Linked DNA regions of Homo sapiens: region 2 is linked to region 1. A link is a loop called in an ENCODE intact Hi-C map of the cell type or tissue named here. Cell type or tissue: ovary. All regions are shown on one strand. Links, peaks and the distances in the headings refer to the core of each region. The heading gives the core; the rest is flanking DNA. Region 1 overlaps ZMIZ1 (zinc finger MIZ-type containing 1). Region 2 overlaps ZMIZ1 (zinc finger MIZ-type containing 1).

Region 1 (2,899 bases), core at 144-2,643:
TCGCCCCCTCGCTGGGGACATCTGTCCAGGAAGCCGGCCGGGCGGGGATAGGGCGCGGTGCGGAGGGCAGGCTCCCCGCCCTGGAGCGGTGGGGGCGCGGGCGAGGGGCGGCCGCCTTCCCGGCCATTGTGCGCCAGCAGATTTTCACGGGAGACTGCCCCGGAGCCGCCGGAGAAGGCCGGGAGCCGGCCTCAGCCCCGGGTTTAAAAGACACTCCAGGAATGTAAACAACCCGGGCGGGAGGGCGGGCGGACGGGAGCGCGCCAGGGCAGCCGGTCCGGGCCCCCCACCCCTCCCCGGGGACAGCCGGTCGGCACTGCCGCCCAGCCCTACCCCTCTACCTGCAGCAAACTTTTTCCTTCTCTGCCTTCCCTTCCCACCTCGTCCCTCCAGCAGGTCACAGAGCGAGGGCCGCTCCCAGGTGGGCCAAGGGTGCTTGGTACCCTTGCCTGACCGGGGAGGCCTGACGGCCGGGTCCCTGCTTCGGTGCCCGGAGCCCCGGCTGCGCCTGCCCGGGAGCCGTCAGCTTCCTGGGTAGGCAGTGCCCGAGTAACTGGGGCTTTGAGCCTGCCCGCCTGCCTCCCTCCCTCCCTCCCTCCCGCTGCTCCTTCCCCCGCGCGCTCTCCCCCTTCTCCTCTCCCCTGACTGCTTTTCCAATGCCCTGACATGAGGGAGGAAGATTTAACTTGGCAGCCCAAACAAATGTTCTCTCAGAGGTCCTCCAAGAAGCTGGCGGCTGGGCTGGCGGGGTGAGGGCACGGCTCGGCCAGCCTTTCCCTCCTCTCTGCTCTGCCACGGACATTTGGAGCCCTCTGGGTGGACAGCCCAGGGCATGGGAGAGTAGGGCCCAGCCCCAAAGATTTAAAAGGGCAGTGGGCGGCCGCCTGTGGAAGCCCCTGGCTCCGCGCCGGGTGCAGAGCCGCTCCGAGCTGCCTCCTGGTGCCAAGGGTTTTCTGAAGGATTTTCTTGAGCAACAGTTTGTCTCCCTGCTGCAACCTGGGAACCGGGCCTGGTAGACCAGAGGGTTAACCAGTGCCGACTCCTCCTCCCTGGTGGGTGTGAGGACAGGCTGGTTACACAGGGCAGGGCAGGAGGCCAGAGGCTGTTCCCAGAGGTGCCTGGGTTTGCTTATTACTGTTTTTGAAGGTACAGATAAAGAGGCAGGCGCCGGGGCTGGAGAGCCGGGCAGCTTGGCGCTGGTGAATTCCAGCCTGCGTTCGCTGGCGCTTGTACGGTCCCGGGAGTGTGAAGCTGCTGTTGAGCTATCGGGGAAGTTGAGATGAGAGAGCAAGCTCTTTCTTAGCCTTCTCAGCCCCGGCTGCTTTGTGAGGGGGTCCAGAGTGGGGGAAATTCCTGGCCCCTCACTTGCTGGCTCCTGGCCCCAGTGCAGGGGCCGGGTGGGTTTGTGAATACCCCAAGCCTTGGGCTGACCTTTCCCTCTTCAAGTCGAGGATGTTGAAACATCAGCATCAAACAAAAGACACATTGAAAGCCCTATCTGCTACAGAGCACGTGTGAGTTGGGGGCCCAGGGAATGCATTTGGAGGGAGATGGTGTTTTCTTCTGAGCTTTATGATTTTCGGTTGGGTTTTGTTTTCCCCCAAAGGACAGAAGCGTCTCCTTGTCCCAAATCACGAGGTTTTGAAACGCTGTTTTCACATGTAAATCTCAAAAGTTTAGACTTCTGAGAGTTGGTGGCAGTGACTGGGGGTGGGGGCTGGGTGGGGGGAGGAGAAGGGAGCAGTAGGGAGTGGATTCAAGAGGTGGATTTGGCATTTTGGGTAGGGCTTACTGAGAAGAGTTGGGAATAAGAAATTGCTGGACTTATGAATAAATAGCCTTGTCTATGCAGAAAAGGGTTGCTGGCTTCTTTGTGGGGACAAAATGTCCCTTTTCCCTCCTAAGCAAAGGGGGGAGGAGGGTTCTTGTTCCTCTCACAGCCAGGGGCAAAATGAAGAAAGGTCCAGAGACTGCGGGGTTTGGCGACAGAACCAGTTTCTCCCTCACGCACGCGCGCACGCACACTCACTTCCCTAGCCACAATAACAACGATGTCTCCATCCCTGGCCCCCATAGATATGCCTCCAACATAGGACAGGTGTCCATGCTTGACTCATTCCAGAAAATTGCAGGGGCAAGGACCCAACTGAGAAGAGCTGCAGACTTCACTTTTTTTCCTGTTTCTTCCTGATGGCGGGAGGGGTGAAGGGATTTAGGAAGGAAGGCACTTTGAGGCCTGCTGCATCCTGAGAGTTTTGTCACAAGAATACCTGCGTATAAAGCCACTGACCCTGAGGGTCCAACGAGTGGCCATGACCCTGGCCTCAGGGTGAGGCATTGTTGTAAGAAATTCAGGCACCAACCAATTAATTTCCAGAAGCTTCTGTAGGCACTTGGTCGTGGGACCAGGAAGCAGGGCCTGCTGGTTCGTGGCTGGGTCCTCTACATTTTCATTCATAACTTTGCTCCCCAGGGCCCTGGCCCAGCCCCTGTCACTGCTGCCTGGTCTTTATGAGGCTCCTTAGATTTTGTGTGGACAACAAAGGCCAGGCTGCCACGATTACCCAGGACACTGCTGCAGCCTTGCCTGGCGACAGCTCTGACCTCTTAGCAGGATATAGTGCTCTCTGCTCATGCCCTTTGGGGGAGTGCTCTTTGTCCTTAAGAGTCCCTCAGGATGGGGAGGCAGCAATCCACCTGGCTGTAAGCTCCGGGGCGTTCTGAGGTTGGGCCCTGCCTTTAGAGAGGATGAAGGGAGAAGGCTGAGAAAAGCAGTCCTAGGCATAGGCTCTGGGGAGAGGCTAGACCCCATCATGATTGAGAGGGTCTCCCTATTACCGGAGGAGATGGGCGAGAGGACCAAGGTGTCAGGAGGCTGTTGCTTGCTATCTGTGTTGGG
Region 2 (2,899 bases), core at 149-2,648, 110 kb after region 1:
GAGGCAGGAGCAACCCCAGCACCTCCTTGGGGCGGAGGCATCCCAGGGGCTTGAGCAGCCACCTGCCCACCGGCTGCAACCAGACCCCAGAGGCACTTTCTCAAGGTTCCTAGGCCCTCCCAGGGAGCCGGGGTGAAGCCCAGGCATCATTGTGCTTATAGCTCCCCAAACCCCAAACCGTGGGCAGTGCTCACCTTGCTGTCCTCTAGGCCCTGGCTGTCCAGGTCACACCCCTTTGTGACCCCCTCTGGGCCTCATCCTGCCTCAGGCCAGCCTCAGGCCAGCCCTGGGACCTTGAGCCCATCCCTCCCTGCTCTTCTCTCTCATCCTTCCTCTACCCACAACCCACAGTCCCCATGGCATTTGTCCCCGTCATTGACCTCCCCTGACTTGGCGGCTGCATGTCCCGGCCCGCCTCCCAGCCACCACCACCACAGCCACCGCCCGGCTCCCCACCGGCAGCTGAGGGCGGCTGCTGGACAAGGCTGTCATTTTCCCTGCTGGGGATTACAGGTTTGGGGCTGCAGGAGTCTGAACTGGAGGAGGAGGAGGAGCCAGGACTCACCCAGTGCCAAGCTGGAGAGAGACAAGAGACACCTCACAGGAAGGATGGGCTGGTCCCTGGTTCTGTTTGGGCTGGGATGGGGAATTCAGTCACCTGACATTACCAGAACTGTGTGTGTGTATGTGCACATGCGTGTGTGCATGCATGGACGCACCTCTCCCGAGGGGCAAGGGCTATGTCCTGCTCATGCAATTTAATCCGCCCAAGCTCATTTTTCAGATGAAAAAGACAAAACTCAGAAAGGGCAGGGGACTGGCCTAGGTCACACAGCAGTTTAGAGGACAGCCAAGTCTGGGCTGCCTGGCTGCCTCCAGCTGCTGCCTGATGCACCCACCTCCTTCTTGCCCACCTCCAGGAGAAGGTGGGGGCCAGGAGTATCGACTGGGTGACTGCAGACCCCCGAGAGGGCCTGCTTCTCGAGAGAGCTCTGTGGGTGAGGTATGGGCTGGGTTTGGGGGGAGAGTGTCAGCTGGACTCAGAGTGCAGCAGCATTGGTTCTGGGTGTGCAGGAGCTAGGAATGTCTCCCAGGGGTCCACAACTATGAATACTGGGATGGGATTAAATACCAGCAAGGTGACCCCAGTGGATCCAAACCCCTCTGGGGGAAAGTGGGTAAGCGTATGTATGCCAGGGACAGGGCCTGAGAGCCCTAAGAGGCTTGAGGATTTGAAGAGGCCCAGGGTTGAAGAAAACACAGCGGAGTGGTTCCGAGCACAGCCTCTAGAATCAGACTGCCTGCCTTCCGAGGCCGAGCCCAGTCACTTGACTTCTCTGGGCCTTGTCTCCAGGGTCTCCATGGCGATTAAATGAAATAAATCTTGAACACTTAGTGCTGTCCGTGGTGTGTGCATGGTACGTATCCATTAGATGTACACTGTTTTCCTCCTCCTCGGGTCTGTAGGTGTTTCAAGGCCCTGCCCTTCACCATCTGAGCAGTGAGGGCTGGAGTAGGGCAGTTAGTATGGTGAGTCAGCCAGGAGGGTCCTGGAACTGTACTTGATGAGGCTCTCCCTGGACTGGGTCACTAAGGAGCCAGCATTTCTGATAAGCAGTACCAAGTCAACCTAGGTTGGCACCCAATCCCAGGAGTGGACTGGCCAGACTGCTGGCAGCCAGAGGGACCTGTCAGAGCTAACCCTTGGCCCCTTTCAGGCCCCATGGTGCAGGGAGCACAAGGGAGCCAAGGCTGGTGGGGAGGCCTGCCTGTTCTTGGGAATTCACGACGTGTCTGCCTGTCGCAAGTACCTCGATAAGGAAGATTTGTGGGTGAGATTTGCAATTCTGTTTTCTTGGAGGGTTATAAATCAGCTGCATGCACACCCGGGACGCAGCACAGGCCTGAGGCTCGTGCACGCGCACACACACACACACACACACACACGCACACACCCATGTGTGCAGAGACACAGTCCAGGTCCTGCTTGATATTCCCCAGTTCTCTAGGTTGATGAGCTCTATGAAGGGAAAAACTTGGGCCCCTAAACTGCTGCCTGCCCTAACAGGGTCCCAGAACCATCCAGAATGAAGGATGCAAGGCTGGGAGACGGTATCCCCATGGTTGGAGAAAGAGTGTGTTACATGGGTTACGAGCGTGAGCTCTGAAGTCTGCCTGGTTGGGTTCAAACATTGGCACTGTGAGTTACTAGCAATGCCCTTGGCTGTGTTGCTTTCAATGCTGTGTCTCAGTTTTCCCATCTGTGCAAAGGAGCTAATTATATCGTGTACTATGTGGGATGGTTGAAAGAATAAAACAAATCAATATTTGCAGAGTGCTTCAAGCAGGGCAGAGGACATAGTGAGTTCAGGAAGGCACGGCTGTTATCCTATCATCATCATCATCACCAGTTAAGGGCTGGGTTTTGGGGTCAGACCAGGGCTGGAATCCCAGCTGTGCCCCTTATTAGCTCTGTGAACTTGGACATACTCATGACACTCTCTTAGCCTCCAGTGCCTTCTCAATAAAAGGGACTATTCCTGTCTACTTCATAGGGTTGTTTAAAGGAGATGAAGGGTGCAATATCAGACCCTCAGGAAACGTCGGCCAGCGTTGCCTCGGTGCCTTGAGGTGGGATACTGGACAGGGCCTCTGGTTCAGAGCCTCCAGGTGGCTCTGCTCCGTGGCCTGTCTTCCTGTGGGAGGACAGTGTGCAGAATGTTTAGAAGAAAAGGGGAGGTTCTGGGGAGGTGAGCAGAGGGGAGGATTCCAGGAACCTCTGTCTTCCTTCCACCATCAGGGACAGAAAGCGCTGGCCAGAGTGGCTCTCCCTGCCCCTGCCTCTCCTTCCACCCCTCTCCCGATGTGCACACACAGCATTGTGAGCTGTGAGCGTGAG

The links. Peaks named below come from ENCODE experiments on the same cell type or tissue, not always from the same donor. Only the 100,000 strongest peaks of a DNase experiment are listed, where the experiment ranks them.
Region 2: it touches region 1 in a loop (9-fold over the local background); 100 of 110 quality-filtered maps call a loop at or near these places.

The regions. Positions count from the first base shown.
Region 1 is chr10:79,070,259-79,073,157 of GRCh38, forward strand. All of the region lies in intron 1 of ZMIZ1 (zinc finger MIZ-type containing 1), which reads left to right. Among named protein-coding and RNA genes, the nearest start is that of ZMIZ1, 2.7 kb to the left of the region's middle. RefSeq lists an enhancer at 2,024-2,527. In ovary, for the core only: no CTCF peak of the experiment used is centred there; DNase peaks (open chromatin) are centred at 623 and 1,083; H3K4me3 peaks cover 1,689 bases; H3K27ac peaks cover 1,947 bases.
Region 2 is chr10:79,181,437-79,184,335 of GRCh38, forward strand. All of the region lies in intron 4 of ZMIZ1 (zinc finger MIZ-type containing 1), which reads left to right. Among named protein-coding and RNA genes, the nearest start is that of ZMIZ1, 110 kb to the left of the region's middle. RefSeq lists enhancers at 88-704, 2,230-2,899. In ovary, for the core only: no CTCF peak of the experiment used is centred there; no DNase peak of the experiment used is centred there; H3K27ac peaks cover 2,500 bases.